Regions from separate parts of the Homo sapiens genome. Here region 2 is linked to region 1. A link is a contact called in ENCODE Hi-C or POLR2A ChIA-PET data. All regions are on one chromosome and are shown on one strand. Each heading gives the region's core, a stretch centred on a gene start or an enhancer-like site at or near the end of the contact. The rest is flanking DNA. Distances are from core to core; before and after follow the strand shown. Region 1 holds the start of TCEAL8 (transcription elongation factor A like 8). Region 2 holds the start of LINC02589 (long intergenic non-protein coding RNA 2589).

What was found. A loop is a pair of places that touch in the nucleus more often than their neighbours do. ChIA-PET counts read pairs that join two places held with the same protein, here RNA polymerase II (POLR2A). Pooled maps may share reads with other maps.
Region 2: a loop to region 1 is called in a pooled map, with 2.3 times the contacts of the local background. The contact joins the promoter of LINC02589 here to the promoter of TCEAL8 in region 1. A Hi-C loop is called at or near these places in 1 of 50 pooled maps. POLR2A ChIA-PET finds 5 or more read pairs at or near these places in 2 of 52 experiments (AG04449 and OCI-LY7).

What each region holds. Positions count from the first base shown.
Region 1 is chrX:103,252,782-103,258,229 of GRCh38, reverse strand. It overlaps TCEAL8 (transcription elongation factor A like 8), which reads left to right and starts at 3,075. Exons shown (of 3, transcript NM_153333.3): 1 at 3,075-3,152; 2 at 3,553-3,625; 3 at 4,213-5,235. The coding sequence starts at 4,251. The coding sequence ends at 4,604. RefSeq lists an enhancer at 3,089-3,138.
Region 2 is chrX:103,552,924-103,558,371 of GRCh38, reverse strand. It overlaps LINC02589 (long intergenic non-protein coding RNA 2589), which reads left to right and starts at 3,419. Exons shown (of 6, transcript NR_131237.1): 1 at 3,419-3,446. RefSeq lists an enhancer at 2,425-3,624.

The DNA of each region.
Region 1 (5,448 bases), core at 1,826-4,325:
CCCCGGAACAAGGATGAAGGTGAAGGCCTGTATCACCTGGCTCTTTGTCAGGTGTGTACCAGTGAGCTAACTAATCTCTACTGTGAGTATTTAGGAAGACAAGGTCAATAACCTTTGCCAATAGCTCCATAAACATGGTATTAATATTGCTGTGGCTATATGTAAAGCAGAATAAGTAAAGGAGAGTACAATGAAACTTCTGCTTCAATTTTGTGCAAGCAAAATGAAGTTTGTCTGTGAGCCAAATGGCAAACAGCTCTTTCTGAGACCCTGAGATTTCTGAGAGACCCACTGTTTAACATTACTAGAGCCACTAAAGAAGCGTAATAGCTGGAGCCTGATCCTTGCTCCCTACCCTCAACTCACATCTGACCATCTTCCTGGTTAGATACCCTCCACCCCCAACACACACACACACACACACACACACACACACACACACGGAAAGGTACAAGGTAACCTTTGTTAAGGGTTACACGAAGGGTGCAGATTTCATGTGCAGCAATGACAGAGGAGGGAGAGATCACTTCCAGCTTCAGAGGCTGGGTGATTAGGTCTTGACCTCTAAGAATGAGCAGCACCAGGATCTAGGAGGAAGAGGAGGGCAATCAGGAACAAGATAATGACGAACAAGGACAAAGAGAGAAGTATAAGGCATGCTTGGGCACAGTGACTAAGGGTTGTTTATTATTATTAGTTTTTAATTTTTAATTTGATCTCACTGCTTCTGTAGACAATGAAGTAAGGGTTTATTTTGGATGGGGCAGAGAAGGAGATGATGAGGCTAGAAACATGTCCTGAGGTTCAATTCTGATGGAGGCTGAATGTCAAGATAAGGAGTATAGGATTTACTTGGTGAGTGGTGCGGTTACCATCCAGGGTCACTGAGCAGGAGAATGACTGTTGAAAGCAGGGACAAGGTAATGTGTAAGGTGGATTAAAGGGAGAGAGGGAGGCGCTGGAGGCAGGAAGTCCAGAAGTGAAGCAATGGCCTAAATCTGTTCATGAATGTTTACAGCAGTTCTTTTCATAATTGCTTAGAGCTGGGAATAACTCAAATGTCCTTCAGCAGGTGAATGAATAAGCAAACTGTGGAATAGCTAAATAACAGAATACTACTCAGCAAAAAAGAGAATAAACTATTGATACATGCAACAACTCAAATGGATGTCCAGGGCATTATGCTGAGTGAAAGAAGCCAGTCCCAAAAGAAGCCAGTGCACAAAAATTGAAAAATGAAATCATTTACATAATATTCTGAATAAGACAAAAGTGTAGTAATGGGGAATATATTAGTGGTTGCCAGAGTTTAGGGAAGGCAGTCAAATAGGACTACAAGAGACAGCATGCAGGAGTTTCTGGGGGTGATTGAACTGTATTCTGATTGCAGTGGTGGTTAAACAAATCTATACATTGGTTAAACTTCATAGAAGTGTACACACACACAAAGTCCATTTTGCTGCTGATGATTTTTCTTTTAAAAGATCAGAGTTGTTCCTCACTAAATGGTTACATTTAAAAGAGTGGAAACATTTGGTGATAGGCAATGATTAAATCTTTATAATTTGCTAGTTATATTTATATTAAAAGCTCTCTCTCAAACAATAGAACATTTATCCCTCAAGTGTGGAAGAAATTTGTCATGCTTCAACTATAAATCATTAAGTCCAAAAAATATTTATTTTTTCCAAACCTTCTTTTCTCTTCTCTGGTGGGTGTTCTTGTTGGCTAAGGCATCCTGCTGTGACCACCCTAGACAAAAGACCCCCTCTGTCTTCTTCTGACTCTCCAGCTGGCTCCATTGGCCAGAATGCCACTCCAGGCACCACCATCCTTCCAAGTACCAGTGGATTCTGAGTTGCAGGGATATCAGTTTCCTGTTTAATATTATTTTTTACAGCAATGTTGTTCTCTTTGCTTTCTAATCATAACAATTATGCATGTCAATAGTTCTTTTAATGGGACACAGTGGATGATACCAGACTATCTCAAGAGTGCCATGAATGAAAATGCCATGCAAAGAAGCCTCAAGCCTGATGGTGAGATACAGAGAATTCTCTTTTCTGAGTGTTTCATGAGTGTATGAGTTATTTCCCAACAACGAAATGTTTTCCAAGAAACATACTACTTTGAGTTCCAAAAGAATTTTACTCAGTGGAAAGCAGGCTTTTCTGTGGACTTATCTGATTAACAAGATACTGAATCCTATAGAGGAAATGGGGAGGAAGTCTGTCTGAAGCCTCCAAGTGAAACCTTAGTGGATGCCACCAGTGGTCATCAATGAAAAAGATCAGACATCCAACACTTGATAACTTGAGTTCTGCCAGAAATAGAAAGAGTAGTAGATTACCTATACAAAATTGCTAACAAGAGAAAACTAGGCCTCCTTCCACACATTAATTTGGGAGTCAATTTTTTAAGTGCTGTTTGGTAAGATTTTAAAAAATTCTAACACATCAATATGTTGTGAATATTGTCATTTCATTTCCAGCCATTAGAAAACTTTTCCAAAGTCTTACACATTGATATAACTAATTTGTCCTTCATATTAAGTGTTACATATTGCTTATGAGGCATCCGTTTTCTGATACCATTTTTAAAAGTATGCTGATTGCTGAAAACATAGAACACAACAGAAAACTATTCAAGAGGATTAGTCAAATCCTCCACTTTCAACCTTAGATTCTTTTCCAGCCCCCTCTTCCCGATCTACCACCTTTGCCCATTTCAATGCTGGATAGGATTCCAGGGGAAATGGTGGACTGTAGGGGTCTTGGAGGAGGGGAGGTGGGAGTATTGGGAGCAGAAGAAAGAGATGATTCCTCAAAGAAGGAGAAATGGTCGATTACCCCTAAAAGGCTGATCCTCCTGGTAATCTGAGAAAGGCGAATAAATACTCCAGGGCGAAGATAACAGTTTATTGTCTCCGATTGGCAAATACGAAAAAAGATTGACAGTATCAAGTGGAGGGAACGCAGCGGGCGGGCTGCAGTGTTAATGGGAGGGGTAACTGGGGACTCGAGCTCAGTGATGACGCGACTCTCACGTGACCAGGAGTCGACGTGTGCAGAAGTCCTTATAGTCCAGGGCCTGTTTCCCTGTAGCAGCTCCTTATTGCTGGAGAAGGAGAAAAGTGCCCAAGATCCTTTCAGGTTAGTATAAACGTGGGCGCTGACTTGGAGACCCTGGGGTCGAGGAGGCCGAGAGCAGAAAGCAAGCGGGGCCGGCACTGCTTTCCCCACTTCTGTTCCGCCAAACTCCCATTTTGTGCAGGAAATTTGGGGCTGTTTGGTGGGGGATGGCGGGTGGAGAGAGAGAAGGGTAGCTAATTAAGGGTCCTGAGAGAGAGACATAGAAACTGTTTGGAAGAAACTTGCTTTTCCTACTCCCTGCTTGCAGAAAAACGGTGGGCACGGAGGAGGGCGGGGTTGCCATAAAAGGAGGGCGAGGATGAGGACATGGGAAACTTTACACCAACATGGCCTAGAATCATGAAAGGGACCCGTGATCCAGGTACTAGTCTGCTCACCAAACACTCCCATCTGTCTGCAGGATATTTGGTTTTTTGGGCGCGACACAAATCGAGGTGAGGGAAGAGAGAGGAAAATCCCCTGAATCCCTGCAGGTCAGTTTTTGTAAAGGTGCAATTGCTTCAGGTCTCTTCGGGTGGGGGTGGAAGTGTGAGTGACACCAAAGCACATCCTGGGGTCGCAGCAGCCCCTCCCCATCCGGATTAAGTGCCAGAGGCCGGTGCCGAGCCTGCAGCGGAAATGAGGCGGGGGAGGAGGAGGCTTAAGAGACGCTGAAGGGGGAGGGGAGGCCAGAGACTGGACCAGCCGTCTCAGGTGAGAGGCTGGAGGTTGAGAGGGCCTGGGAAAGTCTGAAGGGCGGGAGTGTTGGAGACCAGAGGCGGGAGAAGGGTTAATTGCTTCCGTACTGCTCCCATTTCAGTATTAGGAGAGGCTTGTAGCAGGGCCTGCTGGGAAGATGGTGGGCAGGAGCAGGAGGAGAAAGATGGAGCTGGAACGAAAGGGGGCGCGAAGGGAGGTGGAGTCAGGGGAGTTCTGAGCCTGAGGATCCAGCTTTCTCTAGTTGGAAAACTTTTGACAATTAGGGTACTGAGTCAAAAAAGGCCAGTCGCTATGGGACCCCATACTCTGACTGCTGGTCTGTTTGCCTGGAATCTAGTAGTTTTGTTTCCTTGTTTTCTAGGATTAATTTATTCAAAAAGGAAATAAAAAATACTCAATATGCAAAAGTCTTGTGAAGAAAATGAGGGAAAACCACAGAACATGCCAAAGGCCGAGGAAGATCGCCCTTTGGAGGATGTACCACAGGAGGCAGAAGGAAATCCTCAACCTTCCGAAGAAGGCGTAAGCCAGGAAGCAGAAGGAAACCCCAGAGGAGGGCCGAATCAGCCTGGCCAGGGATTTAAAGAGGACACACCCGTTAGGCATTTGGACCCTGAAGAAATGATAAGAGGAGTAGATGAGCTTGAAAGGCTTAGGGAAGAGATAAGAAGAGTAAGAAACAAGTTTGTGATGATGCATTGGAAGCAAAGACATTCACGCAGCCGTCCTTATCCTGTGTGCTTTAGGCCTTGAATTCATTTTTGCCTAATATTAAAATCTGGCCCCAGCTTTCTTTCTGTTAGCATTTTCTGATGTATCTTTGACCTCCATTTTACTTTTAATCATCTGATGAAATTTTGTTTTAGGTAATTTCCTTGGTACCAGCATCTCATTGGATTTTGGATTTTGACCCATTTTCCAGGTCTATTTTTCAATTGGAAACTTTCACACATTTGCATGGGAATATGTTCATTCCATGTTGTAAAGTAAAACATAACAGGTTATGGCAAAGCAGCATATTTAATATCAGCTCACATATGTAGGATAAAATTCCAAACTTTGTGTGTGTGCGTGTGTGTATACATACATCCATATAACATATATCACAAACTTAACCAAGCTTATTTCTGTGTGGTGTGAAATTTTATTTGTTTTCTTCTTTTTGTTCTTTTTGCTTATATGTACTTTTTAATGAACACGTGTCTCACACACAAAAAGAATTAAGGATTTTTTTTACAAGTAAGAGTCAAATAATTTGCAACCAGCTTATGAGGGCAATGGGGGCACCTAAACTCTTGATGAAAGAACTTTAAAAAGAAATGTAAACCTCAAATTACCTCTGGATCTCTTAGCCAGAGGAATAAACTGGCAATTATTACAGATACACACGTTTAAGACTCAGTCTTTTCATGGGGAAAATATTTGCTTCACAGGGCTGCAGTGGGGAAGAAATGAGGCAGTAACAGCTGTGCTCAGTGAGATCTTGTTCCCACCTGTGCATACGGAATCCCAACCCACTATAGAAGCACCAATATTTAAGGGAGGGCCTGGCATGATGCAACTTGTACTCAGGATCAAGTCCAGTAGGCAGAGGTGG
Region 2 (5,448 bases), core at 2,170-4,669, 300 kb before region 1:
TACCTCAAGTGTTGATATGGAGCAGTGCTCAGGTCCCTACTCCTGGAGGAGACTGTAGACCTCTAACCTCATCCCTGTCTGGAAGAAATTTCCCTTCCTTACCCTCACTGTGTCTTCAGAGGTCCTCTCTTCCCTACCAGGTAAAAACAACCCAATCATTTCTATAAATTTAAGTTTTCATAAAGGATGGAAGAAACACTGATTTCAGATAGCTTCTGCTTCCATCTCTGCCATAAACTTCTCTTTAGGCAAGGGGAAGGGGCACTCCCTGATGCAAGGAGGATAAACACAGGGAGAATAGAGATTAACCACCTCAACAATACGTGTCCTGATATATTTGCTAAAGCTATGCAATTAGCCAATAAAGGGGTTCAGGCTGCCAGGTTCTATCTCTGGCTCTGGCAGAGGCCTGATGAGAAACCTCTTTGCCATCTAGCTCTGTGGTTAGGAGCATATGCTTTGGAGTCACAGACATCCATGAAGAGAGGATACTGACACCTCACTAGCAGGGCTGTCATGAGATTAAATCCAGACACTAACATGAAGAACCTAAAGCTGGATCCTCTAAACACTCTGCTCCATAAGTATCTGTCTTTCCTCCCTGGAACAGGGAACTCATGTGGCTCCTGAACTGCCCCCTCAGCCAGGACTCCTTAACTAGATTGCAGGTCAGAATCCGAGTGGTATCCTTTTCTAAACCCTCAGTTGAATGTCACTTGTTGGTGGAAACAGGACTTCTGTATCAAAAGGCATTCAAGTTATTAATCCATAATAATATGGGCCTCAGAAAAGTGATATGCCCATTTGATACCAACACTGTATGTGATTGTTTCCCCTTCATACCATCAGCACCAGGTATTTTCTTTATTGCCAATGTAATCTGCTCATTTTTTCCAGATCTGCCCCACTGCATGAGTCATCCCAGAGGGTCGTTAAGCTTATAGATTAACATTCTCCTCCCCTAGGGCTGCCAGATTTAACAAATAAGCATACATCCAGGACACCCAATTGTATTTGAATTTCAGATAAACAAAACAATATTGCATCAGACTAAAAATTATTTGTTGTTCATCTGAAATTCAAATTTAACTGGCTTAGAATAAATTGAATCTGGCAACCATACACATGGAGGACTCTGTGAAGTAGAACCAAAGGGCTACAGTCAACAGCCACCACTGAGCTCCCAGCACACACCTGCGCCAGTTGTCATTCATGTGAGTCAGCACTCTCAGATATCCCAGCCAAGTGTAGCCTCCATGACCACAGCCCAGGTGACAGACACCACATGGAGCAAAAAACAACCAGCAGAGCTCAGTGAACACACAGAATCCTGAGAGATAAGTAGCTATTGTTTTGGGGTGTTTGGTTAAGCAGAAATGGATATTCAAAACATGCCATTTGAGTGTACTTTTTCTATCATTGGGTAATACAGGTATTCCCTTATTCTAGAAGCCTTGGTAGGACTTTGTTATAATTTTAGATATAGTCTGTCTGTGGGTTAATGTGTGAGTATAAACTTCTGAACATTCCATCAATTCCTTCTTGAAGAGATTTCCAAGATAAATTTTTCTGATGTATGATTTTCATTCTACTCTTGGAATTTAGAAATCAATTCCAATCCTTTTCCATAAGGTGAGCCTCCACTGTAATCATGCTTGTTAAGGGAGTAAGAAAGTGTTGTCATAAATGGCTCTGCAGGCCATATGGAAAACCATATCCTCAGAAGTTTGCTTGGTGAGTATACAATCAGAACAGAGAGGTGTTTATTCACTTTGAGAAATGTTCCTCAAAGAAGGTGTCCTGGAATATTTTCTCCTCCTATAGAGATAGCCTTTAGCAAGGAAGTCACTTTCCTTGGGCACACAAAGGCAGGACTCCTTCAGCAGATAGCAGATGGAATATGCATTTTAGTTCTTGACGTTTGTGGCTGTCTCAGCATAGCCCTGCTGGGTAGATAAGTCTGTCCAATTCTGTAGCTCATTAATAGGAAGCCCACATGCCAGCACATCTAAGACACATTCTCCAATCTCACCTTTACAGGGAATAAAGTTGATGTACTATTCTCCTTATGCTTTTGCCATAACTCTTAGTTGGTTTAGAGCTCAAACTTGGAGTGGCAGTTATTTTGGAGGCCGCTTAAAGACCCGAGCATTTTGGAGCAAGATCATAGAAACAGTTGGGAAGCCAGTGAGACCCAGAAAATGGAAGGAGAGATTTGAGCCTATTGGAAGACCCACTCCTGAGGGCAGAGCAGAACACATTTTCAAAAAGTTAATACATAATATTGTACATGTTTATGGGGTACATGTGATATTTTGTTACATGCATAGAATATGTAATGATCAAGTCAGGGTATTTAGGGTATCCATCACCTCGAGTATTTATCATATCTATATGTTGGGAACATTTCAAGTCCTTTCTTCTAGCTATTTTGAAATATGTAATACATTGTTGTTAACTATAGTCACCCTTCTCTGCTATAAAACATTAGAACTTATTTCTTTCGTACCAAGAGTTTTAAAGGGAAAGGGCCTTGGCTGTGCAACCCGTGGTTCTCCTTCTCAACTTGCTAATCAAGTAGCTGATTCCTGTGATAGAGAAGGAGTGAGTGTGCAGAGAGGATGGAATTGCTTTTGTCATGGATGCCCCACCACATGGATGAAAATATCAGAAATGGAGGGTAAGAATCTCCCAGGGTAACTCAATACCAACGGTCCCTGACTTATGGTGGTTCAACTTACGGTTTTTCCACTTTATAATAGGTTTAGTGATGTATTAAATGCATTTTTGAATTATGATATTTTCAACCTAAAGATAGGATTGTCAGGATATAGCCCCATCCTAAGTTGAAGAGCATCTGTATATGATTCAATTGAATAAGTTTCTGCCTACTAAGTAAGTATAATATTCTTGTCCTGATTCCTTGAAATAACTCTGAGATTTCTTAAATGACATATTTTGGTGTCTCTAGGTCATTCAGTCACATGATTATAGGCAGTCTCTTAGTTTTCTGCCACAGATGTCTGCTTAGCATGATCTGTGAGTTGTACCTGTTCCCCCTCAGAGGGCCATCTCATCACCGAGAGCCTTAGAATGGCTCCCTGGGTCTCTGTGTACTGATGATACTCCTCTACTGTCACTTGTAAGCAAGTAAAATTCCTGACAACAGAGACGTGCTTTGTTTCCACAACCTGTAAAATTCCTCCAATTGCTTGGGTCCCAGCCTAGTTCCTCTAATTATTACTATTAAATTTTCTCAGGTGGTGGCTTGAAGAATGAAGGTGTTTCGCTTCCAGGGAAAGGCGAAGGCTTGAAGGGGAGGGTCGTGCAGAAGCATTTTCGGTGTGGAGGACAAGCCTGCGCATCGCGGTTACCATAGTAACCTGACGTCATTTTGGCGACTGTGACAACCATGACGACTTTTTAATGGAGACCGACTTGGCCTGGTGAGGAGAGCAGGGTTTCGTCTTCAGGTGTTTAGACTCAACTGTGGCTGCGGGTGCTCTGCGATGTAGAGAGAGGAAGAGATCCCATATCCAAGTTGCCTTGTTCCCGCTTTGGGACAAGTTGCCCTCGCTGTCTGATGAGGCAGGGAGAAGTAGGACTCCCTTGGCCCCAGTGAATGTGGTGTCCTGCTCCAGGGGTGTCCCGGAGCTACTTTCCAAGTAAAGGCAAGGTGCCAAAAAATGAGACAGGTAAACACTCTCTCTGAGCCTAGCGTCTTCCTCTGTGAAATGGGGATAAAAATGCTCACCCACAGGATTGCTGGAAGCTTCAGTGATACAGGTGCAAGCCGGTAGGTAGCCCTGTGGTTATTGCAGGATGGTGAATGTCTGTATGAATTCAGGCCTCTTATTCCTTTTCAAATTTGTTATTGGGAGACAGATGGGAAAAGGAGAAGAAAAAGGCCCTGGTGAGAATCCCATTGTATCTCTGGTTGTTATGATCACTACCCAGTTGTATTATTGTCACTGGTCACTGACTCAGTGCCTAGCTTAATGCCTGGCACATAGTTACTCCAAGAAAGCACAGTGATTGCTGGCTTCTCTCTGTCCCTGTGCAGCTCTTCATCAGGTGATTGAGCTCATATCAGGTGTCTGAAGAAGGTAGGTTTTGAGGATCAGGGTCGTGATGGCTGCTGAAGCTTCTACTCCAGATTTGAAGGGCAGCAGTACTAAGGAGACCCCCAACACTTCCATCCCTGGTGGGATATGACACCTGGCTCAAGTGAGCTCATAGATCTGGACAGAAGCATGTTGTGGAATAGCTCTGTGAGGTTTATAAAATAGCCTACAAGCAGAGAAATTCCTTTGATCTCATCATTGGAGAAGAGGTTTAGCAGGTGGAATTTCCTTCCATCAGCAGCTATGTGCTTTGTGGTAGCTTCTGAGGCCCATGTTAAAGATGCCTTTCATTGTCACAAAGCAATGAATAGTTCATTTGGGGAAGCAACTGGATGTTTAACATGCATTTGCTATAGATTTACATATATTTTTCTGCCTATATAAATAATCATCAGTGATTCCTATGTATCTCTCAAATGGATATGGAAATATGCAGTCGTTAGGTCTTTCTAGCATTTTGAGATTGTAATATAAATTATATAAATTATCTCCTGGTGACCATGGTATTTTTCCATCCTATAATGATTTTTTAAGCCAGAAATTTTGCAAGTGTTAGTTAAAATGTCAGTTACTATACCTTAATAGTTTCAGAAATAAGAATTACCCTAGAATTCGCTCTATTATAATGATACTAAGCCATGTTCCCTAAAGTAAACAGTTACTCTTAAGTATCATCATCATTATTTTCTTAGAATGTAATATTTTTATTTTTGTACTTCAAAAAGAAATGAACATCCACTTTTCCAAAAATATTTAAACACTGCAAGTGATTATTATGGTTGTATGTAGTGCAGAACAATTTGATCAGACATAGTAATGATCTGGTAATATAACAAGAGTGTAGTAGTTGGAATCTTTTGGATGATTTAATTGCATCAAAAACTTATACAAATGTATTTCAAATACTTTCTTTGAGCCATGTTGACATACGATATACCGTACATGTTTAAAATATATAGTTTAATAAGTTTTAACATATGTATGCTCTCTCTGGTGAATCCAATATTATAGTCAAGATAATGAACATATTCATCACCTCAAAAAGCTTCCTTATGCACCTTTGTAATCCTCTCCATCTGTCTCTAGCTTCCCTCTCCATGCCAACCTGTCCCATTCCCGGACAATCACTGGTCTCCTCTTACCATAGATTAGTTTTTGTTTCTTGCCCTTTTAAGTAAATGGAATCATAGGATGCTTATTCTCCTTTGTCTGACCTAATTCATTTGTTAACCCCAAAAAAAGTGACTGAGGCAAGTGTCTCAATCACTAGAGGTTTATTGAGCCAAAGTTTGAGGACATGCCTGGGAAAACTGCAAGTCACAGG